Regions from separate parts of the Homo sapiens genome. Here all the other regions are linked to region 2. Evidence: chromatin loops called from intact Hi-C (ENCODE). Cell type or tissue: sigmoid colon. All regions are shown on one strand. Links, peaks and the distances in the headings refer to the core of each region. The heading gives the core; the rest is flanking DNA.

Evidence for each region. Peaks named below come from ENCODE experiments on the same cell type or tissue, not always from the same donor. Only the 100,000 strongest peaks of a DNase experiment are listed, where the experiment ranks them.
Region 1: a loop joins it to region 2, with 4 times the contacts of the local background. A loop is called at or near these places in 2 of 110 quality-filtered maps.
Region 3: a loop joins it to region 2, with 6 times the contacts of the local background. A loop is called at or near these places in 6 of 110 quality-filtered maps.

The regions. Positions count from the first base shown.
Region 1 is chr14:68,139,879-68,150,545 of GRCh38, reverse strand. The region is part of intron 7 of RAD51B (RAD51 paralog B); the gene reads right to left. All of the region lies in intron 2 of LOC105370546 (a long non-coding RNA gene), which reads left to right. It also overlaps the pseudogene RN7SL706P. Among named protein-coding and RNA genes, the nearest start is that of RAD51B, 330 kb to the right of the region's middle. In sigmoid colon, for the core only: no CTCF peak of the experiment used is centred there; DNase peaks (open chromatin) are centred at 6,265 and 7,055; H3K27ac peaks cover 2,533 bases.
Region 2 is chr14:68,584,748-68,595,414 of GRCh38, reverse strand. It overlaps a transcript of RAD51B not described here. Among named protein-coding and RNA genes, the nearest start is that of RAD51B-AS1, 95 kb to the left of the region's middle. RefSeq lists an enhancer at 9,546-10,047. In sigmoid colon, for the core only: no CTCF peak of the experiment used is centred there; DNase peaks (open chromatin) are centred at 4,971, 5,304, 5,764 and 8,334; H3K27ac peaks cover 5,252 bases.
Region 3 is chr14:68,523,297-68,533,963 of GRCh38, reverse strand. It overlaps LOC124903334 (a long non-coding RNA gene), which reads left to right. Exons shown (of 3, transcript XR_007064223.1): 1 at 1-5,217; 2 at 5,292-10,667. It also overlaps a transcript of RAD51B not described here. Among named protein-coding and RNA genes, the nearest start is that of RAD51B-AS1, 160 kb to the left of the region's middle. RefSeq lists enhancers at 6,496-7,016, 7,017-7,538. In sigmoid colon, for the core only: no CTCF peak of the experiment used is centred there; a DNase peak (open chromatin) is centred at 7,013; H3K27ac peaks cover 1,432 bases.

The DNA of each region.
Region 1 (10,667 bases), core at 1,346-9,345, 440 kb after region 2:
ATAAACCAAACAAAATATGTACAAGACCTATGTAAGAAAATTATAAAACTTTCATGAAAGAAATCAAAGAAGATCTAAATAAGTGGAGAAATATTCTATGTTCATGGATAAGAAGACTCAATATTGTTAAGAAGTCAGTTCTTCCCAACTTAATCCATAAATTTGGTGCAATCTCAATCAAAATCCAAACAAGTTACTTTATGGATATGGACAAATTCTAAAGTTTATCTAGAAAGGAAACAAACTAATAGCCAACATAATACTGACAAAGAAAAACAAAGTTGGAGAAATAAAAGTCTTCAGGCTGGGCACGGTGGCTGATGCCAGTAATCCCAACACTTTGTGAGGCCAAGGTGGGTGGATCACCTGAGTCAGGAGTTTGAGACTAGCCTGACCAACATGGTGAAACCCTGTCTCTTGTTAAAAATACAAAATTAGCTGGGCGTGGTGGCGCATACCTGTAATCCCAACTACTTGGGAGGCTGAGGCAGGAGAATTGCTTGAACCTGGGAGGTGGAGGTTGCAGTGAGCTGAGATTGCACCATTGCACTCCAGCATGGATAACAAGAGTGAAACTCTGTCTCAAAAAAAAAAAAAGTCTTCAACTTCAAGACTTACTATAAAGCTACAGTAATCTGACAGGCATGGTGGCATGCACTTGTAGTCCCAGCTATTGGGAGGCTAAAGCAGAAAGACTGCTTGAGTACAGGAGTTCTGGGCTGTTGTGTGCTATGCCAATTGGATGTCCACATTTAGTTCAGCATCAATATGCTGAAAGCAGGGAACCAACCAGGTTGCCTAAAGAGGAATAAACTGGCCTAGATTGGAACTGGAGCACTCCAAAACTCCCATGCTGATCAGAAGTGGGATCAAGCCCATGAATAGCCACTGCACTCCATCCTGAGCCACATAGTGGGACCTCATCTCTTAAATGAATACATGCATACATTCACAAAGCTACAGTAATCAAGACAATGTGATATTGGTGAAAATATAGATAACTAGATAAATAGAACAAAATAGAGCCCAGAAACAGACTCACATAAATATAGTTAAATGAACCTTGACAAAGAAGCAAAGTCAATTCAATGCAGAAGGATAGTCTTTTCAACAAACGATGCTGGACCAAATAGTCATTCACATCAGTCTAAACACTGACCTTACACCTTTCAGAAAGATTAACTCAAAGTGGATCATAGAAGTAAATATACAATGCAAACTATAAAAATTCCAGACGATAACATAGAAAAAAATCTAGGTGATCTTGGGCTTGGCAATGAGTTTGAATATAACACTTAAAGCACAATCCATGAAAAAAAAATTGATGTTAGGCTTCATTAAAATTAAAAGCTTCTGCTCTGACAAAGACACTGTTAAGATAATGAATAGACAAACCAAATATTGGGAGAAAATTTTTACAAAACACCTATCTGATAAAGGACTTGCATCCACAGGACTCTTAAAACAGCAATAAGAAAACAAACAATCTGATTTTAAAAATGAGTAAAAGATCTGAACAGACACTTCTTCAAAGAAGTAACACAGATACCACTACACACCTGCAGATCCTCCTCAACTTACAGTGGGGTTATGACTCAATAAGTTCTTTGTAAATTGAAAACTCATAAGTCAAAAATAAATGTAATATACCTAACCTACAGAACATCATATCTTACTTGGCTTAGCCTATCTTAAACATGCTCAGAACACTTCCATTAGCCTACAGTTGGACAAAATCATCTAATGCAAAGCCTATGTTATAATAAAGTGCCAAATAACTCATACAATTTATTGAAGAGTACACTGCACAGTACTGATTGTTTACCCTTTGACCACATGGCTGACTGGGACTTGGGGCTTACTGTTACTGCACAGTATCACGAGAGAGTATCGTAACACATATCACTAGCCCAGGAAAAGATCAACATTCAAAATTTAAAGTATAGTTTCTACTGCATGCATATTGCTTTCACACCATTGAAAAATCAAAAAAGTGTAAGTCAAACCATTGTAAGTTGGGGAACATCTGTATCAGAATGACTAAAATCCAAAGCAATGACATCGCCAAATGCTGGCAAGGATGTGAAGCAACAGGAACTCTCATTCATTGCTGGTGAGAAAGCAAAATGGTACAGACAGTTTGGCAGTTTCTTACAAAGCTGAACATACAGCAATCCTATAATCTAGTGATTCCACTCCTAGGTATTTGCCCAATAAAAAAGAAAGCATACCTCTTTTCAAAAATTTGTAGTCAAATGTTCATAGTAGATTTATTTGTAATAGCCATAAACTAGAAAGAACCCAAAATATCCATCAACAGATGAATGGATAAGCAAATGTAGTATATACATACAGTGGAAAACTACTTTGCAGGAAAAAGTAATGAAGTACTGATACATGCAACAACATGGATGAATCTCAAAATAAATTGGAGTAAAAAAGCAAGACCAAAATGAGTTTATACTGTATGATCCATTAATAAGGAACTCTAGAAAATGTAATATAATCTATTGTGACAAAAACAGATCAGTGTTTTGCTTATGAGGGTAAGGTAAGGAAGGGTAAGAGACATGGATTGCAAAGGTCATGTAGAAACATTTAAGGATAAAAGACATGTTAATTATCTTGAGTGTGGTGATGATCTAATGGGTATGTAAATATGTTAAAACATCAAATTGGACTAAATATGTGCTGTTTATTGGATGTCAGTTATAACTCAATAAAGCTCTTTTTTTTTTTTTAATTTCCCTTGCTTTATCTTTTTTGGTTCCATGTTTCACTCTCACAATAATTCCTTCCAGCTGTGTTGTAATCTCCTTCCGTAAGAGTTGTTTAAAATATAAAGAACAACTTCTTCATTTACCATTATATAAAAATATTTATTGAAAACCTAATGTATATAAGCCAATGAAGTGGGCACTTGAAGGGGATACAATTGGGCATTATAGAGATAGATATCAGATTACAAGGGATAAATAATACAGATGGTGATGAAATCTAGTGACAGATGCAGTTTACTAGAGTATAAAAAGGCTCAGGGAATGATTAAACAGTAAAGCAATTATTAGGTCCATGAAGAGCTCTTGCCAGAAAGTTTTTGGAAATGGCCAGGTTAATGTGTCAGAATTTCAAGCAGAATATAGAAGTTCCCATAGACAGGTCCTTACAGGTAAATTATTTTATATGTTCTCATTTATTAAACTGAAATACATTAAATCTCAATGTGAGGATATGAGCATAGAACTAATTTTTAAAAGTAGATTCCAGGACACATGTATTCATAGTATGTCTTCTGTAAGAAAAGTACAGAAACACATAGTCCCAGTGTCATCCAATTCAACTATTTCTCGTAGGTTTATAGATCTCAGTTGATGTTTTTAAAATACATCAACTTTGGCACTCTCCCCTCAAAGGCCAGGAATCTCTGGCTGTTATGCCTCAAGTGGAATAAGACTCCCGGAGAAATTCTTTTGCCACCACAACTATTTCAGTGTGGTTCTAAGTGGCGAGTCTCAATGCTTGCCAAATTCCTCTGGTCTGATCCCATCTGGATGAACCCAAAATACAGCAAAATAGGACCTTCTATTTCCTGGTCATATTTGATTATCCAATATCCCTCCAGAATCATGCCTGCTTTTTATCTTTAAGCAATCATTGGCCTAAGGCTCTTAATCTAATCTAAGACATTGTGTACAAATAGGCACAAGGAACACCCCCTCCCAACACTGCTATACTTTCACCTTTACTGAAAAAACAATTTAAAAAAAACCCTAAGAGTGTTCACAGCTTTTACTTATGTAGCCATAATTATGGGCCAAATTATATGAGCCTCAAAGTCCCCTGACAATTAATGGTTTCATATGAAGGATCCACTACGTGTTAGGTACATAGTGCCTCTTTCTAATTGCACTTAACTTCCGTTTAAAACCTAAGCCAGGGTCCTCTAATAGAGAAGCAAAATTCTGTCTAGTTCCTTAAGGTCCTTCCCTCTAATTCAAACTCAAGGCATTCCAGTAAGCCAACAACACCCAAGCAATTTGAGAGGCCCTTAAATGAAATTCCCCTGAGTCACCTCCTGCGACGATTCTAAACTTTTTTGTGGGGGAGGGGGCCGTGGGGGGGAAACAGAGTCTCAGTCTGTTGCCCAGGCTGGAGTGCAGTGGCGCCATCTTGGTTCGAGCAATTCTCCTGCCTCAGCCTCCTGAGTAGCTGGGACTACAGGTGCACGTCATCATATCCACTAATTTTTTGTATTTTTAGTAGAGATGGGGTTTCACCACGTTGCCCAAGCTGGTCTCAAACTCCTGAGCTCAGGCATTCCGCCCACCAAGGCCTCCCAAAGCGCTAGGATTATAGGCATGTGCCACCACGCCCAGCCTAAACTTTCTTTTCTTGCTCTGGCCTTTGCTAAATCCATCTTAGCTTTTGTTTCCTAACTCATTCCACCTCCCCACACTACTAGTTAAATAATGTAGTCCTTATTCCTTTTAACAACAGTCCTGGGCCCCTTTATATTGAACATAACTTCTACCTATACTCAGACCAAGTACGTATAATTTCACACTGAAGCTGTTCATCACATAGTTCAGTAAGTTTCAGAAAAACACTAAAAATCCAAAGTTTCTAAAAATGTAAACATAATATTCTACATAGACTATATATTCTAGATTTATCTAATAGTGTTTAGCCAGATGAAAAGCAGGGGCCAAACCCAAGTACTCTCCAAATGTCTTCTTTGGGTGAGTTCAACTTGTACAAAAGTTCTTGGATAGGATGCAGATGCACTGCAGCTAAGTACAGAGGAAAGCCATAAAGAAAAGGGAAATGTATGAATCACAATCAAGATATAAATAACTTTCAGTAATTCATTTCCAGACAATTCACTCAATTCACATATTAATACTGACTTCAAGAAAATACTACTGAACAAGAGAGGCTCAGAATACCCAATAATGAAATACCTATTTTAAGTTATTATTTACACATATCACATTTTTCTGTGAACAGCAGATTTTTATAATAACTTATTAAACATAATATGTGTAACAGGTACTTTAATGTAGGTTATATAATTTAATACCCACAATAACCATAAAGTATTCTTGTTACTTTTGCCATATAACAGAGGAAAAAACAAGTCCCCAAAAGCTTTGGTTCCTTGCCTAATGTACCCCGCCCGTAGGTGGCAGAACAAGATATTCAAACCCAGATCTATCCAGCTCCAAAGCCTGTGCCCTTTCCAGTAGGATGCAGTCTCTGATGGAGTTCTCACTAGTGCTTTGGAAAATTCCTGACACATGGAGCACAGGTGTTATAATGGAAAACCACTAGACAATGGGTCAGAAGACTTGTCAGCCTGGCTGTGGCATGTGTGTGACCTTGGTCTAATCATGTTCCTTCTGCAGGCTTTTTCTCATCTATTAATATAAAATAGGGAGTTTGGATAGTTAATATTTAATGGCTTTTCCAGCTCTAATGTTTTACCATACTGATTCTATGAATTGTAGACAATGCAAAAGCATGTAATAAGGAAATGAGTAATAAAAAGGTTAACTGGGTATTTGAAACAATATAGCCAAGCAAGTCAAAGATTGAGGAAATTATACAGGCAGAAATGGAAAAAAATGGCTTTGTAGTGTTATCTTCCCAATATGAATAAAAAAGACTTTATATAGTATACAAAAAGGTAAACAAGATCCCATCAAAAAAAGAATTTTAGCAAACAAATTCATCTGTTTGAAGTTAAAATCAATTAACATTTTAATTATTTTAAATAAAACACAAAATACAGACATGAGAAAACATAGACAAACCCCAATACAGATATGCTTTGAGGTTTTTTTGTTTACTAGCTTCTGAAGAGGATATGGAGTTCCTTTTATATAAACAGAAATGTGGGTTGGCACTGCCAGGTATAGGGCAAGATAGTTAACGAAGTTTCCAGAAAGAGCAGCAGAGAACAACTCATTGTATCTCAAAAAGCTCTACTCATCAACAAAAGACAATGCTCTACTACAAAAGACAATGACTGTGTGAGATTTTAATCTTGTTTTGCTTTCCATATTAAGGCCACAAAGTCAGTCTGTGCAAGCGCAATAACTTAAAACCTTCATAGTACATGGTGTTCCCCTATATTGAGCCAAGATTCTTCAATCAGGCTTCCTGAGATTCTTCCTTGATTTTCTAAAATGATGACAACCAAGTGCCTCTTTGCTCAGCCGCCCTCACTAAGAGCCAATATGAGACATATGCAGACAAGCTCTGTGGGGAAACAACACAGGCCAGGGGTGAAAGTACACCTAAGCTAGTTCTCCAACAGCTGGGGCTAGACAGACAGCAAATGACCAAGAGCTCTCTGGGCCTTAGGAGGCCAATGGTTTGGGATGAACTGTCAGAATTGAGAAAGTGTCAAATTTCTAGGCTTGTGAGAGAGTACAGAGGCTCTGGTTATCCATCTTAAGTTCTCTCATTAGGTAAATATGTTTTATGTGGAAAAAAAAGATGATGAGCAGCCTGGCCAAAGAACCTAAGATAAATGAAATCTTCCACAGGATGTTCACAGACAAAAAGGCTGAGTAATGTAGAAGAGAAAAAAAAAATCCCTGAAGATGAAGGGAGGGAGAAAAAAATAAAGCCATCAGTTCTAACATTTGCCAAGGAAAGAGAGTGAGAACACTGTTTGGACTGTCCATAAACCAGGTAAAAGTGACGGTTGGTTCTGATAGAGTCCACACACACTTACAATACCCTTCCACCAATGCCAACCACCCTGCGCTTCCTCTGAAGGTTGCAGCTGCTTTTCAAAGCCCCCAGAAAGCAACAGGCAGAGTATAGTGACAGCTGGAAGGAAGGAGATTAGGCAAGGACTTGGCATAAATAGAAGTGTAGCCAAAAGGCACAAATATAAAGGGAGAGAGACAATTTTCCTGTGTGGTTTGTGTGTGTGGTATGGGGGGAGCTCAAAATAAGAGCTAGCCAAAGTTCTGGCCTTGACAGCCTGAAGGGTTTGGCAAGCACAGCATTTCTCATGGCAGCCGGGCCAGGAAATGAAGCTTTCAGCTGTCTGCTTCAATGTTTTGCTCACTGTCACCATTTTCATGTTTGGCCGCTGGCCCATTTGTATTTTCTTCTTCTTTGGAGATTAGCACATAAGTGTGGACAAAGTCCATTTTGGTCATTCAGGACTCTGCCATGTATCATTTCCTTCCACACCATTATCTGTCAACTAGGGACTTCAAGAACAAGAAATCCTGACAGAAGACTACACAAGCTATAGAATTAGATGATTTGTAAAAGACCTTGGAGATCATCTAACCCAGCCTGATCAGACTGATTTTACAGATGGGGACACTAATAGCAGCTAAGAGAAGTAAGGTGACATGCTAAAAACACACCAAAACTTAGAAAGTGGCAAAGTTGGGACAAGTACCCAGCTCTCTCATCCCCATCCAGCCAGTCACCTGTCCACAGAAATCACAGTGTTCCTTTAGGACTCCATCTCAGACAGCATAATAACTCCCCCCCCACCCCCTCGCCCTCCGCGCCTTTTTTTTTTCCTTGAGACAGAGTCTTGCTCTGTCGCCCAGGCTGGAGTGCAGTGGTGCCATCTCAGCTCACTGCAAGCCCCCAACCCCTTTTTTAGTGGAGACTTGATAAAAACTGTGATGTGTTCTGACTCTCATCAATAATTTGCATATAAGTTTGGTAAGTAATTATCCAAAATGTGTGGTCTCCAAAAAGAGAAACAAATGTGGAGGCACAGAACAGCACTCAGAGAAAAGACCCAAACTAAAACCAAGCAAAACACATGGCATTAAAAACCATCTTCATAAAACTTAGATTCCTACTTTTACTTATTACATATAATTATCACTATTATTAAATCATGACGATCATGCTGCTTCCCAAATAAACTATGGCCTCTGTTTATCCTGTCATGTTGATTTACAAAACAGCAAGTCAATTTTAGGCCTTGGAGATGTCTTCTAAATTAAATTAAGCATGGATTTAAAATATTATATTTCTAACTCAAGGAACAAATTTAAATATAGAAGATAATATTTTCATTTGAAAGAAAGAAAAACATAAAGAATGAAAAGTTACTTGCAACAAAAGTAAACCTATATTATAGAAATCATTTCATAACTTTTTTTGCCAATGGAAATAATTTCTGATATTGACAGAAATCACATACTCAGAAATACGTAACCCTTAAAGGGCTTAAAAGAGTCTAACTCTGAAAAGGAGTTTGAGAGTGGAGGGGTAGGTAGATGTAAATCAATCTGCATGTAAGGTCATAACAAAGCAATCTATCTTCTTTCCTCAAACTGTGGTTTCCTTTACTCTAAAAAATTTTTTCTTCCAGTACTATAGAAATCATGTCATATGACATTTAAAAAAAAAACACTTCATTAACTAGTAAAAGTTAAATTAACTAGTTTTTCCTTCTTTATATTCATTTCAGTGTAACAGATAGTCTTTAATAGCTTTACCAAGCATCATTTAATTCTGGGAATAAGGAAATTAAAGGATGCTTCTGACATAAAAGCACTCAAAATTAACTGGGGAAACCAACATATGAATGGAATGACCCTGAGTCATAAGTCTTGTGATAAAAGGTACTTTGAAAGCACATGGGAGGGGCTGCAGACCAGCCTGGGAAGGTCTAGGAAGGCCAAATGAAGAAGATGACACCTGAGATAAAGGATAAACATGAGTTAGGCAGGTTAAAAGAAAGGAGTCCTACTTTTATTATGCTTTATGTTTTCTTATCTAACATACTCATTTCATAGGAAATTTGATCTATCCCATAAAACTTTCGAAGGAAAAATGACATCATCATTGTTGTGTCGAAATAAGATTAACAAAGAGTACCAAACATACTGAATATCAAAAAACAAAGACTTAAACCAAATAATAATGTTAATGTAATACCCAAACGTCAGAAAACACAGCAACTTTTCAGCGTTGTCACACGAGATTTGTCTACTCATATTTATGTATTACAGAATACTAACTATATGCAGGACATTTTGCTAGTGCTGTAGCAGATGCAATCATGATTAAGCTGGTCTCTCTTGCCAGGGAATTTATCATTTTGCTTTAGTAGTATATTCTTTCCCATGCAGAGAAAAAGCAGCAATTCTCAAAACTTTTAGTCTTGGGTTCCCTTTAAGAATATAAAAATTATTGAAGACCTATAGAGCTTTTACTTGGGAGGATTATATTTACCATATTAGAAATTAAAATAGATGAATTTTAAAGCATTTATTTAATTCATTTAAAACTAACACTAATAAACTCATAACATCTTATCATAAATAACATTTTTATGAGAATGACTAGATTTTCTAAAACAAAAAATGTTCATGAGAAGAGTGGCACTGTTCTGCATTCCTGCAAGTTTCTTCAATGTCTGACTTAATAAATGACAGCTAGATGGTGACTCTTGGCACAGTAACAAGGGTGACCCTATGCTCAACTTGCTTCGACAGTCCCGGTTTATTGCTGTTATCTCAGAGTAATTATTAATAGAGCCCCTTTACTTTCAAAAATATCCTAGTTTTGATGATAAATTATATGGTCACCTTGACAATACCCAGTTCAGAGTTTGAACTATAGAATGCCACTTTGCCCGGTTGTTTCAAATTGATTGGAATATAACCTATAGATTGAGTGCTATCAATTAACCAGATTTGCCTAACCTCTAGACTAATAAAACACTAGTCAAAACCTGGCACATTAATTCACACCATCACCAGAAATTGAGACAACTCAGTAAGACAAGAGACTTCTTTGAAAAAGTATGAAATCTACCAGACCTAACTCTGTGAGCATGGCAGGGGGTATGAAGAGGACTGCAAAAGAAATGCTGTAAATTCTGATTAGTGAACCTTGAAAGTGACGTGAATTTGGCTTTGCATCCCAAGTGGCAGAGAAACCTCAGCAGTTATCCAGCACTTTTAGAGAGTAGGGTAAAATTATAAGAACATTTTTATGAGTTGTGGCTGGCAAGCCCTGGCCTGTTAAAACTCTTTAAAAACCAATGCCTTGGTGGAGGTAACATTTACTGTTTACTGTAGCTGTGGTTGTTAGGGGTTATTGCTAAGGTCCTGGTTTTCCATGACATCAGCAGCATTCCAAGGGAAGTGTGTGTCAGTGACTTTCAGTAATGACTCCCTTTTCCAAACGTTCAAATCTTCTGCCAAGCTGCCCTACACCTGCACACCAGCTGAGTTGCAGGAAAAGGAAAAGCAAGATGGATTAAGTGGGATTTTTGTCTGGGCTCCTTAATGAGACTAAAGGCTTTTCTTCCTTCAGTGTTTGGTCTTGTGTAATAAATTGATGCCAACTCCTTTAGGAGTGACATGACTCATCCTTAACTTTTTATAAACTGATCTGATTATCTGTCATGACCTCTCTCTGTCATATTCTGGAATCGCCTTTTGAGAGTTTTCTTCTGTAGAAAAAGTTTAGGGCTTAATGAGACGATCAGCATGGCATGCCAACCCTCTGGCAGGGTTTCTCAGGGAGGCACCTGCTGCTCCCCAAATTAGCAGGAAGCAGAAGCAGTGAGGAGACATTACTGTGTGGCTGCTTCAAGGGTCACCTGGCTTTCAACGTTTCAAACCAGATGTGTTCTCTCAAGATGGCAGCAGCAGACCTCA
Region 2 (10,667 bases), core at 1,353-9,352:
TCAATTCATTTGTTCATGGATGCATTATTTCAGACAAAACAGGCTCCCTTGACTGATTTCCCTTTGGCCCTGGTCTTCTTTTCTTCAAGGCAGGCAAGCTTATTGTAACAGCAAAGGAAGCGAAATGCCTTTAGCAAGGTAAACCTGTAGAAGCAACTGGAAGCATGTATTCCAGGGTGAATCATTTTTAAATCATCTTCCATGTTTAGGATTTTCCATGTAAGTGTTCTGCTCCATTAGAGTGGATAATTGGGAGGGAAGAGAATAAACGTTCCAGCGCTCCTAACATGCTGAGGCATTTACCAAAATGCTGTGGTTCATCTAGGCAGAGGGGAAGGCATCGGCTCAGGAGCACTGAGTAAATACTCAGTGGAGAAACTGGGGCAAAATCTAGGCTACTGGATCCTAGTTTGTCTCAGCCTCAAGAAATTCAAGCTGCCACAGTGGGTGGCGGGGTGCCTTAGTTCACCTCCTGTTTCCACGTCCCTGGTCCTTTAGCTCAGCAGCAAGCCAGGGAGAAAATGTACTCCATGGTGGAGGGCATGGGCTGTGTGCCTGGGACATTTGGTCTGGGGAGGGGCACCTGAGCAGGTCACCTGTCACTCCATTGCCCCCTTTCTCATTCTTGTGGCCCTACACACATCTCCAGTGGCCATTGGATGAGATTGCTAAGGACAAAATTCTCATTGGAATGGCAAAGTCTCATACTTGTAATCCTAGCGCTTTGGGAGGCTGAGGTGGGTGGATCTCTTGAAGCCAGGAGTTTGAGATCAGCTTGGGCAACATAATGAGACCCCACCTCTACAAAAAATTAAAAAATTAGCTGGGTATGGTGGCACATCTGTAGTCCTAGCTGCTCAGGAGGCTGAGGTGGGAGGATTTCTGGAGCCCAGTTCAGTTCAGCTTGGGTGACAGAGCAAAATGTTGTCTCTAAGAGAGAGAGAAAAAAAAGGAAGTCAAAGTCTAGGCCCTTTTGCCTTTCTCTGAGGCCCTGAGGCTTCCTGAAGAGGATGGTTGAGGAAGACCTGATGGAGAGTTCAAGGGGTATGGCATAGGAATGTACATAACGGTAGACATGTGCAAAAGAATGCGGGTGGGGAAGAAGTATTCGTGTGTGCACACACAAACTCTCTCTCTTGCTCTGTCTCTCTTTTCCTTTTCCTCTCTCTCTCCCCCACCGCCTCACTCACTCATAGCTTAATGGGGTTTCTGGGAGAGGAAATTGTGGTCTCAAATGCATATGAAAAGTCCTGGAACAAGCTCTCAAAGGCGTGTGGGGGTGGGGAGCACGGGGGGTGGGGGAATCACAAGACTGCCCTTGGGCAAACATTTTTGTCCCACCTCTCTTTTCAGCTGTCCTAATGTGTCATCAGACACCCCTGCCCAGCCTGACAGGCCCACATACACAAACAAAGTGCCCCAGTGAGCCATTCCTTTCCCAAGCCGCTGAGGGGTCTTCTGGGAGTTGGAAAGGATTCTTTCTGAGCTGATCCGACACTGGCTGATGAGCTCAGCTGTCTCCTCTTCTAGGAAAGATTTACTGCAACAGAGCATGGCTGCCTTCCATCCCCCTTCCCAGCCGTCTTTCTTCCAAGCCAGAGACTGAGGTTGGGGAGTTGACAGAGGGAATGCTGGGAATAGACCAATATTTCTTCCCTGGGTGATTTGAGGGGCTGCACAGACAGTGGGAGCCTCTCTTTGTGCCCATAATTAGACAATAGTGGCATCACTATAAATGCCAGCCCTGATACATTCCCCACTTTCAGCCAGCCCAGGTGCCAGGCACCTGCATCTTGGCCTCTGGAGACTAAGAAGGAAGGGTCCCATGCCCATTTGCCAACCTTTTATACTAATGATGTGAATTCCCTCTTGTCCCATTGGATTTCATCTCTCCCTCCCCATCAAACCACCTACAGAGACAGGCCCTAATCAGTTCCTACTACAATTTTCTTCTGTTTGCCACTGGGACAACTTGTCCCCTACCTGCAGCTTCTGCCCACTCAGCATCAAAGGGCCCAATGATCATCGGCTGGCGAGAGCTTGAGAGCCCACCAGAGAGCCCATCATGGGCCTGGCCCTGTTCCAAGAGCCTCTCACATATTAACTCATTTAGTCCTTAGAACAATTCCATGAGGTGGGCAGTTATGATTCCTGTTTTCTAGACGAGGCTACTGAAACCCAGAGAGGTTCATTAACTTGCCCACGGTCTCACAGCTAAAGAATGGAAGATCTGAACTTAGCAGCCTAGCTCTGGAGCCCTGCCCTCGAGGCCATGCTGCAGGCGGGAATAAATCAGTTCCAGTTCCGCCAGCCCTTGCTGCTGGCCCAGTTCTGACCTGGTGCCTCAGTCTGACAACAGGACTCTGTCTTGCTTCTGTGCCTAGGTTCCTTCTCTAGAGACCTGGTATGTTCCACTTTCTAGCATACCCTAGGATGCAAGGTCCCTCATTTCAAGTTCTGGAATCCCACCCTGAGCCCATTCTGATGGCCATGGCCATGGACCTTCCTGATCTCAGACCATAAGAATGACGTATCACTCAGTCCCATATCCCACGCAGAGCCAAGAGCACGGTGCCCTGCACACACATAGGAGCTGTTCAAATCACATTTGCCGAAGGGAATCAATGCCAAAATGCTCTGTGCCTCAGTTTCCTCATCTATACAATGAGGCAATAAGAATACATCCAGAGTTTTGTAAGAATGAATTAAGTGAATCTATGTGTCTGGCATGTGGCCAGTGAACAGTGAGGGTTGGCAGTTACCATTATCGATGTAGTGGTCGCTTCTATGATACGTGGCAGAAGAACTTTGAGCTCTAGCATTCTAATCCTGGCCCTGCCACTTCTCAGATCTATGATCTTTGGCAATTGAACCAACTTTTTTTCCATGCTCGCTTTCTCATTTGAAAAGTTGCATAGTGATACTTGTACCTCACAGAGATTTTGAGAATTATGAGATAATATGTGCAAAGTACCGTACCTGGCCCAGAAAAAGATCTCAACAAATGATAGCAAAATTATTAGTATTATGATTGTTATTATTGTAAAACTGGGGTGCATACGCTTACAACATTTGGGGCCACTCAGTATTTTTCCTGTGACAGACTCCTCTCTTTGATACACACACATACACACACACACACACACACACACACACACACATCATTGCCTACCCCTTTGTACCTCCCTGCTCACATTTATGGTGCAATGAAGACATCTGGGGTTTAGCCATTCCCCATCAGCCCTAGCTGCGGGGGAGGGGGTTTAGGAGCTTTCATTCATGGAAAGCATCAATTCCCCCCCTCCTAATACTGAGGGGACACAGTATCACGGCCATCTGGAAGGAATGGCTTGACCAGATCCTTCAGGGAGTAGGACTATCAGAGGACAGGGAGTGTGAGCTTCTCTTTGACTACCTGGAAGTCACCTGCCTCCTGAGTGTGTGCCCAGCTCCACACAGTCCTAGGTGGTGAGACAGTTTCCCCGGGCTCCATTTCTCTAGCAGGATCCAGAAGTGAAAGGAGAGAAGAGGAGTGACAGTAGGACTGTGAGGCCCATCCAGGTGGCCGGCCAATCACTTCCACATCCCAGGGGCTCAGGACTGCACATCCAGTGGCTGCTCCAGATCCCTAAAGATCTCCCCAGGCCTGCCAGAGCACCACATGGTAGCAGGACCCCACCACTCCTTAGCAACAGGGTGAGAGATCCTTGTTGCAGCTGGTTGTGGGGAACCCTTTCATTTTCACTCACAAAAATGAAAAGAAGCAACTCCCCCACGCCACCGGCCACACACACACAGGGGGCCTGGCTCTGGAAAGGTGCAGAGGCCCAGGGAAGAAGAGCATCAGACCCATCAGGCTCCTCAAGTTGATTTGATTTGAGTCATTGGAAGGATATCGATTATCATAGCATCATATGGTTGTTTCTTGAGAAGCATCCATAGCATCCACATTGGGGGTGTGTATTCAGAAGGGATTTATTTAGAGATGGAAAAGCCAATGAGGTGGCTCCCCTGTTTGTCTTTATTCATGAATCTGTGATGAGTAAAGCAAACAGAAGAGGTGTCCTCAAATCTCTAGGATGGCTGTTGTTCAGCGCATCCAGAGTCCCTGGCAGAACCCAGCATGGAGGACAGTCACTCTTCTTGCTCCTACTTCTGGGACTTCTTCCAGCTTCCATTTCCCACTGTCCCTGTGTATGTCACTATGCCACTGGGGACCCAACTCACTCTCCTGTTGCTGTCTTCTCCAACCAGCCTCTCTTAACCCACTGGGGAAAAGATGCTCCACCTCAGCCACCAAAACATAAATGAAGAAAAACTGGAGTTTTAATTTGTTTAAATAGGAAGGAGGGAAGAAAAGAGTCACTAGTGAGATGCACAAGGCCAAACCATCAGAATGAGGTTGGGCAGGGCAGGAACCGGAGGGGAGGGGAGGGGTCCATGGCTGCCTGGCCCATCTCAGGTAGGAGCAGTCGCCTAGTGAGAACTTCATGGGGCCATCTATAAAGGCCCCTCCATGGTGAGGGTGTTAAAGAGGAGACATTCTAGAGAGGCCACTCTGCCCCGCCACCCATGGTCAGCATTGGGTGGATCATGGGCAGATAGAGTAGTGAATGGTTAGCTGAATTATGAAAATGCCATAACAGGTGATTCGGCATCATTGCCCTCCTAGGAAGAAGGGCTGCAGAGACACAGAGAATTTGAGGTTAGATGGCCTCTTGTGGGTAATGGGTCTAACTTCAGGTAAGGCAGCCAGGTGGTATCAACATTTAAGATTCCAGGTAGATTTATTTATACCTGCAGTGAGAAGTTCAGTTCCAGTCCTCAGGCTTAGGAGGTAATAAAGAGGTCCCAGCCCCAGGCACCTTTGCCATAGATAGACTAAAAGCTGAAGACCTGACATCGCCAGGTTTCCTTTGCTCTGGGAACCAGACTGATGGGACAGGCAACCCCCAACGCTGCGGGGGAGGTGACTGGGAACACCCTGCCATGCTGGCAAGCTGGGGGCAGTTACAGGTGTAGATCCAAGGGGTGGCCAGACTGGTTTCAAGCCTGCTCATGGAAAACTGGTTCTTTTTTTTAACAGCTGTCAACTTGGCCCCCTGAGCCTGGGTAGACTGGCTGGCCAGGCAGAGCTTGAAGAGATGCATGGCAAATGCAGTCTCAGCTCTCACTCCATCAGTCAGCCCAAGACTCCTTGGAAGCACAGAGGCAGACTGGTGAGTTACTGAGGCTCTACACATCTTGCTGGAGGCCGAGGCCAGCACTAGTTTTTGGAATCAGCATCTGGGTGACACCCCAGTCGGCTGCTCAGGGTGACCTGTGTGAGGCTAGGCAGAGGATGAATGTGAAGTGTGGGGTGGAGGCAGGGAGGAAGGCTTTGAAATGGGCTGGGTCTGAAGTGGCAATAAATGTCAGTGCAACATTAAGAAATACACACCATGGGTACAGATCTGAATGCATATGGAATGTGTGTGTTCGTGTGTGAATATGTCTGTGTGAGCTAACACAGACATACCCAGCTTGATGAGCTAATGAAAAAGCCAAAAACTGAAAATGGGGGGGAAAAAGCCCTTTCTATCCCTGTAACCATTAGAAAGAAAATAAAGTCCAAATTGCATTCAGGGCTGCTGGGACAGAGGAAGAGAGGCAAGAATGGAAAAAACAGGCCATAAAGATGCCAGGGCTCCTTAAGCAGAAACATCTGTTGAAGTCATAAGACTAGGGGCCTGGCCAGGCTTCTAACAAACCCAGGAAGAGGAGAGTCTGTACAGGATCAGGACTACCCTCATCTGCCCTGTGCAGGGCCCCTGGGACCAGCATACGTGCAAAGGAGATACCCTCTCCAGGGCTCAGCCAAGGCCTGGCCTCTAGCAGCAGAGAAAGGGAGAGGGAGGAAGAGACGTTCCCAGGTCGGGAGGGGCTTGTGGCAGTCATGGGGGCAGTGATGTGATAGCCGTTTTGAGTGTGTATTTATTTAAAGCTTTAACTCACTGAGGTAGCCTGGTGAGCCACATGTCTCAACTCCTGCAGCTAAAGAAAAAAAAGTGAAGGCGGGGGAAGGGAGGGTCAGTTGCTGACCCTAACAGGAATGGGTGGCTATGCTCACTGTTTGCAAATGTAGGCCACTCTCTTGTTTGTAATTTTCAACAGAGGCTAGTCGTTCAAGGCTCGCCTCTTCTAATGACTACAAAAATGGCAGCTACCATTTATTGACCATATTCCACTCTCTGTACCATGTTCCTTGTAAGTATCACGTTACTTAATCCGCCAGTAATTCTGTTATCCCCAGAATGGGTGGAGACATGCATGGCTGTCTTCAAGGAGATTCTCGTATTAGCATTATCATCCTAGGAGGAAACTGAGGCTTAGAGAGGTTAAGGGACTCGCCCCAGGTCACCCAACTGGTACCTGGGAGCTGACCTGCCCTCCTTTCCTCTACAAAACTAATTTGAAAAGCAGCTTTAGCCAAGCCCCGTTGGGAAAGCAGCTTTGCAAAATCAGCCCAGCATTTATGGAGACATTGAGGTCCCTGCAGACCCTCGTGGCTTGTCCATCCCTGTGTTCCATTACATTAGCTTGGGAAAGCAGTAGGGGACTGTAATGACAGAACACACCAACACCAAACAAAGAAAAGTGGGTTAAAACTCCAATCCCCATGACAAGAGAATCCTACTCTCTCTCAAGGAAACTCACAGACGGTGAAAGAAATGAAATCCAGACTCGATACTACTCACTTGTGGGGAACCGCCAAGGAGCCATTTATCCATTATGAAAGTTACATGTTGTATCTCCTCTTCCTGGAATGCCCCTGTCCCCAGAACTGACCCTGCCAGACCGCATTCATTCAGTTCCTTCACCCATAGCGATCTATTCTACATGAGAAAGCTTGGTCCCTCTGGGGGCACTCTGGATCTTAATTTCACACGGGGGTAGCTAGAATGAAAAGCTTACCACTGTTGGCTCTGAAATTCATGGTCAGGGGACTACAAGTCTCCCCAGAAAATAAAAAAGTGAAATAGCAAGAGGACGGACTGAAGCTGCATCTCCTAGGTAGTTGCCTTGGGGAAATAAAGGATTTTGATGTTCCCTGAGCAATCATCTCTGTGCTGCTAACATTGACTAGGGTAGGAGCCTGCTGGTACCAGGTCGAGCCTCACATCAGCCCTTTATAATAGGTTACATCATCTCTGCTGTAAAGGGGAGGAAACTGAAGCTCAGAGAGGGAGCTTAACTTAAAGTCACATACTACTGAGTGACAAAGCTGGCATTAGGAATCCACAAGGCTGGGATGAACGCACCCATATGTTCTTTCCTGTGCTCCACTCTGCCTCAAGCTTGAATGTGCCTGTGTCCGCTGGCCAGCTTGTTAAAACCCATTCTCTGATTCAGTAGGGCCTGAGATTCTGCTTCTGTAACAAGCTCCCAGGTGATGCTCCTGCTGCAGGTTCCAGGCCCGCGTTTATAGGAGCGAGGATCTATACCACACTGCCTTTTTAAATGCACCATGTCTGCCATCTGGGCTGGCATTTCTCTGCCTCTTCAGTGCAGCTTTCCCACCAGAATGCCAGAACTGACCAAAAGCCACACTGTGCAGCCCAGTCAGCTATGCTATGTACCCAATTATTGTAAATCTTACTCTTCCCTATGACTTGGCTGAGTGTTAAAAACCCAACATCAGCCTTGGGTAGCAAAGGCTGGCGGAGGCCTGCTTCGGTGCAGCTCAGAAGCTGTGGAGGAAGAAGCTGCTCTGCGGGACTGGGGTAGGACTTGATACGGTTCTGGATCTCGGGGGGGATGGATGTGCTGAAATCTCTCTCAGATGGCCTCTCCCACAAGCTGACGGGAATTTCCTGCTCAGACCAGCAGAGGAATTAGGGGTTTGCTTCTCCAGGGCCAAGCTCAGTGGGAAAAGTAGGAGCAAGCAAGAAAGCAAGGGGCTGCCTTTGTGTGAGCCCAGCTGTCTTGGGTTCCTGGTTCTGCTCCATTTATAGCTGGGGGAGGGATCTTCTCCAGCTCGTAATTACAGCCTGAGATTCTGCATTTTCCCAGGGCTTGCTCAAAGGCTCTGAGTACCAATCTTTCAGGAGAGCTGGGGTGATCTGCATTCCACAGAAAGGAGGGGCTGGGAGAGGCTGGAGCTCAGGTTTGCTTTCCAGCACAAAGACAAGCTAGAAAGACAACCAGAAAACCCAACCCCAACCTCTGCAGTGCCCTGACCACTCTCCCCCTCTTTTGTGTGGACAGAGGGGTTCCTTCTTTGAAGACACTGCTGAGGGCCTCTTATGCGCAGGCACTGTGCTGGAACACTGACATATAGCAGAGAGCAGGATCCCTGGCTGCTGGCCTCAGGATCTCAAAGCTGGAAGGAGCCAATTTTTTTTTTTTTTGAGACAGAGTTTTGCTCTTGTTGGCTGGAGTACAATGGCGCGATCTCGGCTCACTGCAATGGCGTGATCTCGACTCACTGCAACCTCTGCCTCCTAGGTTCAAGTGATTCTCCTGCCTCAGCCTCCCAAGTAGCTGGGATTACAGGCACACGCCACCACACCCAGCTAATTTTTGTATTTTTAGTGGAGATGGGGTTTCACCATGTTAGCCAGGCTGGTCTCAAACTCCTGACCTCAGGTGATCCACCCACCTCAGCCTCCCAAAGTGCTGGGATTACAGGGGTGAAACACCGCACCCGGCCATGGAAGGAGCCAACTTTTAAAGGGGGTGACTGGATTTCCATGGGGTACATGCTGAGAATGGGAGTGTCTGTGAAGCCGAATTAATGTGTTCTGTGCACATTCCCTACCTGGCTGTGCTGAGCATGACACCTGGCCCTACTCTTTGGGCCCACTCACCTGCTCTCACACTGCTTTGCCAACATGGGTCTCCCTTTACTCCCTGGTCTGCCCCCACCTCCCCTGACATCACCCTTAGAACTCATTGGACACCTTTGTTAAAACCAGAGAAACACATGAGCTTGCATTTCCATGGGCATCTGGAACCGATCGGCACAAGGGCCGGTGAGGTTCTTGGGCGCACCGCAAATGTTCGCCTTGGTAAAAAATAAAGGTGTGTGGAGGGGAAAGGTTAGGTCAGGCAGGGAGGAGACAAGAATCAAGGCTGAGTGTGCACCATGGAAGAAGACTGAGCTGGGGAGTTGCTACAGGTCCATCGGGTTACTTGAGGCTCATCACTGCCCAGCTTTGAATAGTCCTCAGGGCGAATCTACTGTCCTCGGAACAGGACTATCGCAGCTCTGCCTCTCCGTGCCAGCCTCGGAGAGTTCTGATTGCAGTTTTTCACCCGCCTTTAATGATCTTCTCTTCCATAGGCTAGGAGGTGATGGGGGTAAGGGAGGGCTGCAGGAAGACTGATTGCAGCCGATTCACTGTGAAACGCAAAGCGTAACGTGCCGTGGATGCTTTGCAGGGCCTTGATGAGATCTGCAGCAGATGAGCCGTTGCCTTGGCGACGCTAATGAAAAGCAGGCTTTAGAGAGGTCCAAGAACCCCCGTGGGCTGAGTTGTCTCCCCCCTCTGCAGCTCTCCTTGCCTCCCCACCAACAGCCTCAGATCAAACTCCCCGAATATTTATAAAATCTCTACCAGAAACAGAGAAAGTCAGCCGCCCAGCCAGGCGTCTGCCCACGTCTTTCCGGAGCTGCTGGAGTGACACTCTCCAACGTGGCTCATTATTCTGTTTTTCTTCCTTGCAGTGAGCAGGACACCCGGGGTCGGGGTGGGGAGGAAAAAAATGTTTGCTCTGCCCTGTTCCAGCTGATTTTGACTTGGGGAATTTACTTAGCATTTAGGGGCCTTACCTGGGACAGGTCATCCTGTCCCCAGCCCCTCCCTACCCTTCTGCCTTCTAGTTTGTTGCTCCCTTTATCCCACCTTTGTTAAAGATAGGCTCTGACTTGGAGCCTGTTTGGCTATTCCTTGGTTGCTTGTTTAGCCCATCAGCCTCCCGCCTGGGGCTCCTCGTCAGGAGCCCCTGGGAAAGTCCGAGGGGAGACTCGCTAAGAACCTCTCTGCACTTCCACAATGGAAATGCGAGGGATAATGGGGATTGGCAGCAAAAGGAGCCGGCCTCCCTGCCATGGTGAAGCAGGAATTGGGCTTATTCCCTCTGAAGAAAAGGGAGTTCCTGAAATTCCCCATGGGGAGACAGCAGGGAATCAAGGCTGGTCTGAGAAAATCTAGGTGACCACTGCCTTTTTTGCCTGCTGGTTATTAAAATGCAAATAACTTAAATAATAGAGTACACAGAGGTGGGAATGCACCTCTCTGGGCTGTGTCCTGCCAGAAAATGGGAAGGCCCCATTTGCCCACTTGAGTATATTCTGAGACTGACCTTCCTGACCGCCGCATCCTATGGGTGAAGCAGACTTCTATGTAGAGAGGCATCAAGAGCTTGTGGCAAGTCCTGGATTGGGCTAAGAGTGTTGAGTGTAATTTGAGTGTAACGCCCAGCTCTGCCAAACCCTGAGGGCTCTGCCTGGCAAGTTACAACAACCTTCCTCTCTCTCGGTTTCCTCATGTTCAGAAAATGAGGATGGGACTAGGTAGTCTTTAAGATCTCTTCTAGTTCTATGATTTCTACATAACATGGAAGAATAAAAATGCCATATGTTATAAAGTACTAACATGAACATAATTCATGGGCCAAATGTT
Region 3 (10,667 bases), core at 1,603-9,602, 62 kb after region 2:
CACTGTTATAAACACTGCCTTACACGCCTTTGCCCCTCTCTCCTCGTGCCAAACTCTCCTAGAAAAATCTTCAAATTTGGTTAAACCCAGCTACTGGCTTAGGCTGAAACAGTCCTGAAGCAATTTAAGATTAATGGAGAAAGTAATTCCACTGAGTTGACTGATTACACTTTAAATCTATGACTGCAGTCCTCAAATGAGTACTCAACATTGCTCAGAAAGGCTACATTTTTTTTTCCATAGTAAAGTTTATTTTAACTTTTCTGAGGTCACTATTTATCTCTTCTCCCCTCAGACCTCCAATGATCATCCCCTCTCAACTGATGATCTCAGTTTATGTCTTACTGAGAAAACAGAAATAATCAGACAGAAACTCCCTCATCCCTCCACTGTGACATCTGTACAACTACTGGCATAGGAATTGTCTTCCTTCTCATTACAATGGAAGAAGTAGCTCTGTTTCTCTTAAAGGCAAACACCTCTACTTGTGCTTTGCATCCCATCCTCTCTTGATGTCTCCAGGACTTATTCCTAAGTCATCCACCTCTATTTTCTGCACAATCAACTTCTTTCACTCTACTGGATTATTCTCAACAGCAAACAAAGTGCTCAGGAATCTCCCATCTTTAAAAATCCTACTTTGATACATTCCCCTCCAGCTACAATCTCAGTCTCTGTCTCCCTTCCAATTAGTTTTACCTAGTGCCTAGAAAATGCTGTTGACTTTTGTATATGGATGTTGTATTCAGCAAACTCAATGAAATCTCTTATTATTTATAATAATTTTCCTATACAGTGGATTCAATGGATTTTCTGTGTAAATAATCATATTATCTTTAAAGAAAGATAGGTTTGTCTGTTTTTTTTTCAATTCTTATACCTCATTTCTCTTTCTTTTCTCATTGCACTGGTAGGACTTCCAGAATGATATTGAGTAATAAGGGTGATAGTAGGTATCATCTTTCTTCTGAAGTTTTATCATTGAGTGTGTTGTCTATAAAGGTATTGGTTATATGTTCTTTATCAAGTTAAGGAAGTTCCTGCCTATTCTTACTTTGCTAAGAGTTTATGTAATAAAGGGACTTTGAATTCTAGAAAATAATTTTTTTCTGCATCTATATTAAGACATGTCATCTCTGTTAATATTGTTAATATTTTATTTAGAAAAATTTCATCTATGTTTATAATGGATTAGTCTGTTCTTGTATTCTTAGGTTTGGTATCAAGTGCCTAATAAGATGAGTCACTTTCCCTTTTCTTCTACACTCTCAAACAGTTTGTGTAACATAAGGGTTAGCTGTTCTTGATAGGTTGGCCAAACATCCCAGAAATCCACCTATGCCCAATGTTTTTTGGGTAGAAGGCTCTGATTTGTGGTAGCAAGTCATTTCCTACATGGGTTATTGGTTGATTTGGATTTTCTAATTAATTATTCTTGATTCAACTTTCAAAATTTACTTTTCTAAAAAAATCATTAACTTCCTCTACTAGTATTAAGTTGTTCATAGATTTGCTCATTCTATTTTTTATGATTTTTTCATTCCAATTGTATCTATCATTATAAATTATGTTCTCTTTATAATTCTTAATATTATTTATTGCATTTTCTTTTTTTCTGGAGCAGCCCTGCTAGGGTTTTATCTATTTTACTAGTAATTTTGAATAATCAACTTCTGGATTTGTTCATTCTTTTGTTGTTGTTTCTTTTCCATTAATTTCTGATAGTTTTATTTTGCTCTGCTTTTTTTAGGCTTAATCTATTGTTCTCCTTGCTTCTAGATTTAAACACATCTTTTATTGAGTTTTAAAAATCAGATTCCACTGTGGTCAGAAAATATCTCTATAAGTTAACAATTCTTACAAATTTGTTGAGACCTTCCTTTGTGTGGCCTGTTATGTCAATTTATGTAAATGTTCAACATATTTTCAAAAAAGAACATATATTCTCTATTGTTGGACTTTGGTTTTTATTTGTTTTTGAGATAGGGTCTCTCTCTGTCACCCAGGTTGGAGGGCAGTGGCATGTCACCTTGTCTTACTGCAGCTTCAACCTCCCAGGCTCAAGCAATTCTCCCTCCTCAGCCTCCAGAATAGTCACCACATCTGGCTAATTTCTAAATTATTTTTCGTAGTGACAGGGTCTTCCTATCTCGTCTAGGCTGGTCTCAAACTCCTGAACTCAAGTGATTCTCCTGCCTCGGCCTCCCAAAGTGCTAGGATTATAAGTGTGAGCCACCATGCCTGGCCTATTGTTGGATTTTGAGTAAAGGATATATCAGTTTGTGGTTATATCTTTTATGTTTTTAATAAATTTCTGTAAAAATAAATTTAAATTTAACACAATTTTACATTTTTACATTTTCTTAGTTTTTGCTTTACATGTTTTGAATTTCAAGGTTATGTTTTTAGGGGCATATAGGTTCATGAATATTATCTTTTCTTATATCATTATATATCTCTCTATCCCTATTAACATATATTTCCCAAGATTCCATTTGCCTTACTGTGACACCACCCACCTTTCTTTTGGTTAGCATTTTGTGGTATGTCTTTTGTCATCTCTTTATTTGTGTGGTTTGGCCTAAGTGGGTCTTTTGAAAATAGCTTATAACTGAATACTTTAAAAATTCTAATCTGATATTCTCCAATTTTTAATAGACACATTTAATCAGCTTACATTTATTGTAGTTACCATCATATTTGACTTACTTCTTCCATTTTATTTAGTTTTCTATTTATTTTCTTTCTTTCTTATCTTCTCTTAGGTTTTTTTCTTCTTTCCTGTCTTCTTTCATTTTTTTTTTGTCTTTCCTGTCTTCTCTTAGGTTGGTGAGATTTTCTATATTCTGCTTTCTCCTTTGTTGGTTTAGAACCTATAGATTGATGTTCTTTTCTATTCATAATTACCTTAAAGTTTTACCATACACATTTAATTATATATGTTTCAAAGTCTGAAATTTTCAATATCTTATCCTCCTCCCTGAACAAGGCAAGACTCTTAGCACACTTTACCCAGTAAATACTCTTTCTACTAACATATTATCTCAACATATTACTTTTTTATTTAACTTTTATTTTAAACTCTAGATTTAGTTATTTTATAGTCAGTTGAAGTAAGTCTATTTTAACTTATTTATTTCTGTGTCCACTATAGTTTCTTGATTTCTATGTCCTGCCTTGAAACTGAGTTTTTCTTGATATAATACATATTTTAATGGTTCTTTCAGTGAAGACTCAAGACTGATATAAACTTCATTTTAAAAAAATCCTAAAACTGTCTTTCTTTTAAATCGGCTCTTGAAAGCTAGTTTAGCTAGGTATAAAACTCTGGCTTTACAAGTGATTTTTTTCCCCTTTCAGATATTTGAAGATACTACTCCACTGTCTGCTGGAATCTATTGTTAGTAAGATGTCTATTATCAATGCAGCTATCATTCCTTTATAAATAACTCTCTTTTCTCCCTGGTAACTTTGTTTTTTTCTTTCTTTATCTCTTTTTTTTTTTTTTTTTTTTTTTGAGACAGGGTCTTTCTCTGTTGCCCAGGCTGGAGTGTAGTAGCACAATCATGGCTCACTGTAGCCTTGACCTTCTGGGCTCCAGCAATCCTCCCATATCAGCCCTCGAAGAAGCTGGGACTATAGGTGCATGCCATTATGACTGGCATTTTTTTTTTAAATTTTTTGTAGAGATGGGGTCTCGCCACATTGCCCAGGCTAGTCTTGAACTCCTGGGCTCAAGAGATCCTCCTGCCTCTGCCTCCCAAAGTGCTGAGGTTACAAGTGTGAGCCACTGTGCCCAGCCACAACTTTTAATACTATCATTTTTATCCTTGAGGTAGATAGGTTTACTATCTCATATGTATGTATAAAAATTGGAGCTTCTCAGTATATCTTCATGCCCTTAACTCTGACTTGCACTACGTTTTGGTGGCTTCTTAAATACTATCTTCCTATTCACTAATTTTATCTTCATCTATTTCATGTCTAGAATTTATCCTATCTGTGTATTTTATCTTTTTAATTCATTCTTTTTCATATTTGCCAATTCTTATTTCTGCCTGCTTTATTTCACAATATCCTTTTTAAAGTAGATGTTATTTCTCTTTGAGTATTTAGGCAAATTTAGTTTAAAGTTTTAGTCAGATTGTTCCATTATTTTAATTTCTTTTGGACAAGATTAGATAACAAATGTTGATTTTGTTGACTGGTTTTCTTAGTGTTGAATATTTTTGCTTGGATACTAATTTAGAGAGTAAGGTCTTCTTTCTTCTTTCTCCTCATTTTCTTCTATCCTAGAGATTTTGTAGAGGTCTCTGGTTCAGAATCAAGTGATGATTTAAGATCTTTCCCAGCTATGGTGTTAGTGATCTCTCCCTTAGTAGTGAAAGCATCCTAGCTTCTGGTTGCTGGGCTGTGATTATTTCTCCTGCCTCCATAGACCTACAGTTTCCTATAAGAAATAGTCTCAGATATATCATCAGCAGCTGTTTTTCAACGTTCTTTCCTAGTAAGCTCCACCTTACAGATGACCTGAGGTCAAGAGTTCAAGACCAGCCTGGCCAACATGGCGAAACCCTGTCTGTACCAAAAAATACAAAAATTAGCCTGGCGTGGTGGCACGCGCCTGTAGTCCCAGCTGCTGGGGAGGCTGATGTGGGAGAATTGCCTGAACCTAGGAGGAGGAAGTTGCAGTGAGCCAAGATTGTGCCACTGCACTCCAGCCTGGGTGACAGAGTGAGATCCTGTCTCAAAAACAAAGAAAAAAAGAAAGCCCCACTTCAGTGTTTCATTTTTAGAAGTGAGTCTAACCCCAGTAATCCACTGCACTTGAAGCAATTTTAGTCCCTCTCATTCCACAGGAGCCTCTAGCTGTGCTTCTGGATTTAGAACTCAGTCAACCTGTGGCTTCAGCCTGGTTCACCATTTCAACATAACCCACCTAGAGAAAGAAAACCTGTATTTGATGAAACAGAATAGGGTTGTGAATTCCTTGGAGTTGGACGGACCAGGGTTTCTTCTGCAGACTTATCACTTACTAACTGAGAGACTGGGAGCAAGTTATCTAACTTGTTTGATTCTTAGTTTTCTTATTCTTCAGCTAGAAATGATAATACCTACCTCACAAAATTAATGAAATAACATTTAAAACTGTGCCTGACACCCAACAGATGCTCACAGGACATACTAGAATAAGTATTAAGTAACCCATTTTAAAAGGTAAATAATTCTGCAGTCCGCAGTCCGGCCTGGGCGACAGAGCGAGACTCCGTCTCAAAAAAAAAAAAAAAAAGGTAAATAATTAGTTCTGAACAAATCTATATTTGCCAGGATTTTTTTTCCCACTAAATATGGACCTTGACTCAGAGCTTTCTCTTTCTTGCTCTTCATGCCACCCTCCTGACATTTACTGGTCAAGATGTTTAGTAATATGAATTTTAACAGGCTGATCATGGGTTTTTACAAGAGATCAGATAAAACTTAATTTATTTATACTTTATGATTTATGTCCAACTTTTAAAGTGTACTTGAGGTAGTTTACAATGAAAGTCACATATGCAATAAGTTGGTTGAATAATAAAGGGAAAATTAAACCATAGAGGAAGAAGGGAAAATAATTATGCCCAAAATCTGAGTTAATTATTACTGTAATTGAGTATTAAATTTGTTTAAGGCTTCCTGGCAGCAAAAGGCAAAGAAAGAGGAAATATGATGAATGACATCATTCTCAATGGCTGAAGTTTTTCTATGAAACAGTGTAGCAAGGTTATGATGGGCTAGAAACCATGCAGGGATTATGCTCCATTCAGGATGTATGGTACGGAAGACTGGAGGGAATTCTTTACTGGTTGGTGCCAGCCTTTTCTCATGGCTTTAGCAACAGGTTGGACGACTGTGGTTTTAGATGGCTTAGTGCAATCTGACTGGAGCCCACAAACTGAGATGGAAGACTTTTAAAAAAAATAATGTTTTAAAGTTTTTCAGTATAAAAAAATACACATTTACTAAAGAAAATTTGGAAAATTTGAAAGAGTATAAAGAAGAAAACACAAATATCCTTACAATTCCACTGCTCAGAAATAATCATTGTTAATATTTAGTAAACTTCCTTCCAGGCTTCTTTCTATGCATACTTTATGAGCTGACTTGTTGCAGTTCTTTCTGGCTCAATGATTCTACAAATTAGGTGGCCTTTGGCCCAAGTGGTTGTTGTGTTTAATAATAAAAATAGCTACTGCTCATATATTGTACATCTGATGTGCTCCAGACATTCTATTGGTGCATTATGTAGTCCCAGTCCTTCCAAGACCAACAGGCACAAGGAAGTTTTCCTATTTGCAGAGAGGTTATGTAATTTGTCTAAATCACATGGAGTGAAAGGAGCAGCAAAACACAAATCTGGGTGTGTCTGCACAGCATATTCTCTTTCTCCTACAATGTGCTACTTCTCTGAGACCCAGGGGTGCCCCTGATCCCTGCCACTTTGTTGTGACTCCTGGAAGTGGGAGTGCCAGAGTCTGACATCAGCTCAGTTGGTTCATGGGCCTCAAATGGCCAGCCCAGAAAACAGAAGGAGCTCGCTCCTCCCCTACTCTCTCTTTCCTTTTGTCCCCTTCCCCCACATCCCAGAGGTCAAGAAGCTAAACTGTCTAGGCTCCCAGGTTAGTTCAGGCAGCTGTTCAGATGGCTTTTACTTTGAAAAATACTGTAATTCAAACCTCTTTCATGGGGATAAGGTTAAGAAAAAGTCAAGAAACTCAGTTCCATTGTTTTCAGTCCCAACAATACCAAAGAGCATGTAGGCTTTTTCATTTTGTTTCGTTTTTTGTTTTGTTTTGGTCATCGTTATTATTGGGCTTTATAATTGAAACTTTGTGCGGATGTAACTTTCTTCTTTCCTGAGCTCCCCGTTCTGCCCAGAAACTTCTCTCTTGGGCAAGTCACAGACCAAAGAGTCTTGCAGCAGTCCCAAGCAGCCGCTAAGAGTCACAGATTCAGGCCGCACTGTTGTCAGGGCAGGCTGGCCACCACACCCAGAAGGGGAAGCCTGTTGTGAGTGGCCTCTGTCCAAAGCAAGCAGTGTCCCGTGTGCCAGGGGCCACTCCTGGCTGAAAATGAACTAGTTTTCTCCTCTCTCCTTTACCACTTTCGGGGACCTAAGAACTGAATCCAGAAGAACCAAGCGGCCTGAATGTCAGAGGCTCTTGGTGGGCCATGCAGTGGGCTGAGATCCTCTGAGCAGAGGTCTTCCATGCAGAGTGGTCTGCAGCAGTCTAGATGAATCAGGCTGGGTTGCCAGTGGGCGTGAGTCAGCAATAAGATGCCCTCTCCCCACTATACTTGCATAACTCTAAACACAGGCTTTGTCTTCCCTAACAATCACTCATCTGGCTGTGACACACTGGAGCCTGCTTCCTGGAGGACATGTTCATGGGAAAAATATTTTAAAAGAGGGTGTCCACACCTGAGCTTCAGCACTGTGTGCAACGGTAATTCATCTCAATTGCTGGACGTATAATACGGTCACATGTCGCTTAACGACACGTTCTGAGAAATATATCATTAGGTGGGTTTGTTGCTGTGGAAACATCGTCCAGTATACTTACACAACCTAGATGGTATAGTCTACTACACACCTAGGCTATATAGTCCTGTATGTGGTCAGTTGTTGACCAAAACATTGTTATGTGGCACATGACTATATGTGGCAAAGCACGAACAAGCTGGTTTTCCAAATGACTTGCCTCAAGATTTGGGACCCATTTAATAATAACAACGATAGAAACAACAGCAACAACAACAATGAACATTTTTATAGCACTGAACATGACCCAGACAGTTCACTAAGCACTTGACATATATTAACTCATGTATTTTCCCCATTTTACAGATAAGAAAACTGAGGCGCTATGATGGTAACCAACTTTCCCAATGTCACAGAGGTAGTAAGAACCTGAACCAGAGCCTCAGGAATTCCAATTTCTTAACCCAGCTCAGGAGTTTGACTTGGATGTTCATGTGATGGAATGGTGGAGGACAGAAGAAAATTGTAAATCACAAGTATTTCCCAGTTGATAACTTCTCAAACCCAAGAATGGCTCAGGTTGGCTCCCGGCACTTGGCATGTCATGGTTCTATCATGCTAATTCCATATGCCGGAGCTCATTGAAGTTGTGGCTGGCTATCTGGAAGGGGAGAAAAATCCCCCAGACCCTGTGCTGGCTGGAAGTGTTTGGCATTTGGGGCGAGTGTGGGTGTGAAAAGCAGCTTGTTGTAATGCTATAGGATGTCTGGACCACACTAAGGAGAGGCCCTGGCAACACTGCTAAGAAATGGAACATCACTCGTCAAGAAGAGACCCCATTGCAGGGAAACTCTGATGGCTGAAGTGCTCATATGCAGGTGGGGCTTAGCCAGGAGAACCATGAGAATTCCCAGATGGTCAGTGGGAAGGATGCTAAGGTGACCACCATGATTTTCACTTCCCAGCTCATGGGACAATGTCCTCCAGGTCCTATGACCTGAGGGTTGAAAACCCAGATAACTTTGAATTACTTTCTTATTGCTGTTGTAAAAGTTACCACTAATGGAATGGCTTAAAGCAAGGAAAATTTATCTTATAATTCTGGAGGCCAAAAGTCTGACATGGGTCTCACTGGGCTAAAATTAAGACATCTGGAAGGCGATGTTCCTTTCTAGAGGCTCTAGAGGAACATCCATTTGCTTGCCTTTTCCAGCTTCTAGAGGTGGCCCTCAGTCCTCGGCTTATGGCCCCTTCCATCTCCAAAGCTGATAATGGCCCATTGAGTCTTTCTTACATCGCTTTACTGACATTGAGTTTTCTGCCTCTCTCTTCCACATACTGGGACCCTTGTGATTATGCTTGGCCAAGGACAAGCTTTCTATCCCAAAGCCAACTGATTAGCACCTTTTTTGCTTCCTTAATTCTCCCTCACCATGTAACATATGCACAGGTTCAAAGGATCAGGACTTGGACGTCTTTGGGAGGCCATTACTCTGCCTATCACAGGCCACAGATGGAAAGGGTGGAAACCCCTATCACGAACATTCTTGGCCCAGTTGAGGGCCTGCTAAGCAGCTGGTGGTCTCTGCCACATGCTGGAGAGAAATCGTTGGAGACCTGCCTCAGAGAAAACACTGGAAATCACATAAATGGTTTTTAAAGAACTACAGCTACGTCCATCTTCTTGAGTCAAAAAACTCATTTCTGCTCCCTGTCAGAACCTAAAAAAGAACCATCCTGTGGGGTCAAATCATTGACACAGGCAGCCTGGAATCCTTCTGAACAGCGACTACAAGGGACAGTTTGTAGGAGAACGTGAGTTAACTCAGTTCTAAAATCTCAGAAGAACGCATCCAGAACATTCCTTCATCATGCATCTCGGATCTGTTAGGCACAACTTCAAAGCCAGCTCGAGCCTGTGGGTGTGTTTAGCCTGTGTGTTTCCCAGGGCAGCAGCGTAGAACTCACAATGTGCTTCTATTTCTTGGTCTTGAACCAACCCGTCAGGAGTGTGGAGGAGTAAGGGCCCTAATTTCAAGCCAGTCAGGGTTTACTCTGTCCATAGATTTATCTTTCATACTCTTCTCTGGCCATCTCTCAGTTTCAGTCTGTCCAGCCTGAAATGGTTTACTTTTTAAATTTTGTGCATGTTTTTATCTTTTTTATTTTTAAACTTTTGACATGCATAGCTCATTTGAGGATCGTGACAGCAGCTCTCTCTGTCGGTCGGTCAGGAGCAGTGCAGATGCCATGTGTGCCCTTGGGAAGGTGGCTTGACCTCTGTCTCAATGTCCTTGTCTGCAATATAAGGATAATTACAGCACCTGCCACCGAGGGATGACGTAAGGAGTGAGTGAACCATGCAAAGCCCTTAGAACAGTGTCTGGTACTTGGTAAAGCTGTGATACACCATAGCTGTTATTATTATCAAAAGATTAAATAAGACACAAACCTCTTTTACTGTCACAGAACTGGCCATTTTGATGCCACCAGACCATTGATATTCACTCCATTTTGAGCACGACAGACACATTCCTAAGCAATATGCTTCTTTGTTTTGCTTTATAGGAATACATTTGACCCTTGAACAACATGGACTTGAACTGCCTGGGTCTACTTATATGTAGGTTTTTGTTTTTTCAACCAAACACAGATAGAAAATACAGCACTTGCAGGATACAAAACCTTTGTGTATGGAGGACAACTTTCCCTATACTAAGGGGCAGTCCCCCACATACACCAAGAGGCATTCCTACAAATGCTTTTTCTTGTAGTGGAGGGTAGACATCAAAGCCCACTGTTGAGGGGGTAAATGATAGGCAGATGGAAAGCCGGGCACTTATGCCAGGGCCAAGAGAAAGCTCCTCTATCCAGTTTGGGTTAGGGATGTAAATAAGGCATAGTGGGTTCTCTCAGGGCTCTTTGGTGCTGGCTGTCTTCCTGATTCTCACCCAAACTCAAAAGGGAACCTCCCAGACAGTGCTACGTTGCCTTCACAGTGAATCAAATCCTGTTAATCCAAAAGGCCACCCCAGACATCACGAACAGATCTTGGCCAAGTCCATTCTAATCCAGCTTCAACCCCACCATGCCCCAACTCCACTTTCCACTCTGCGCCTTGTGGCAGTGTTGAATGTCAGGGAAC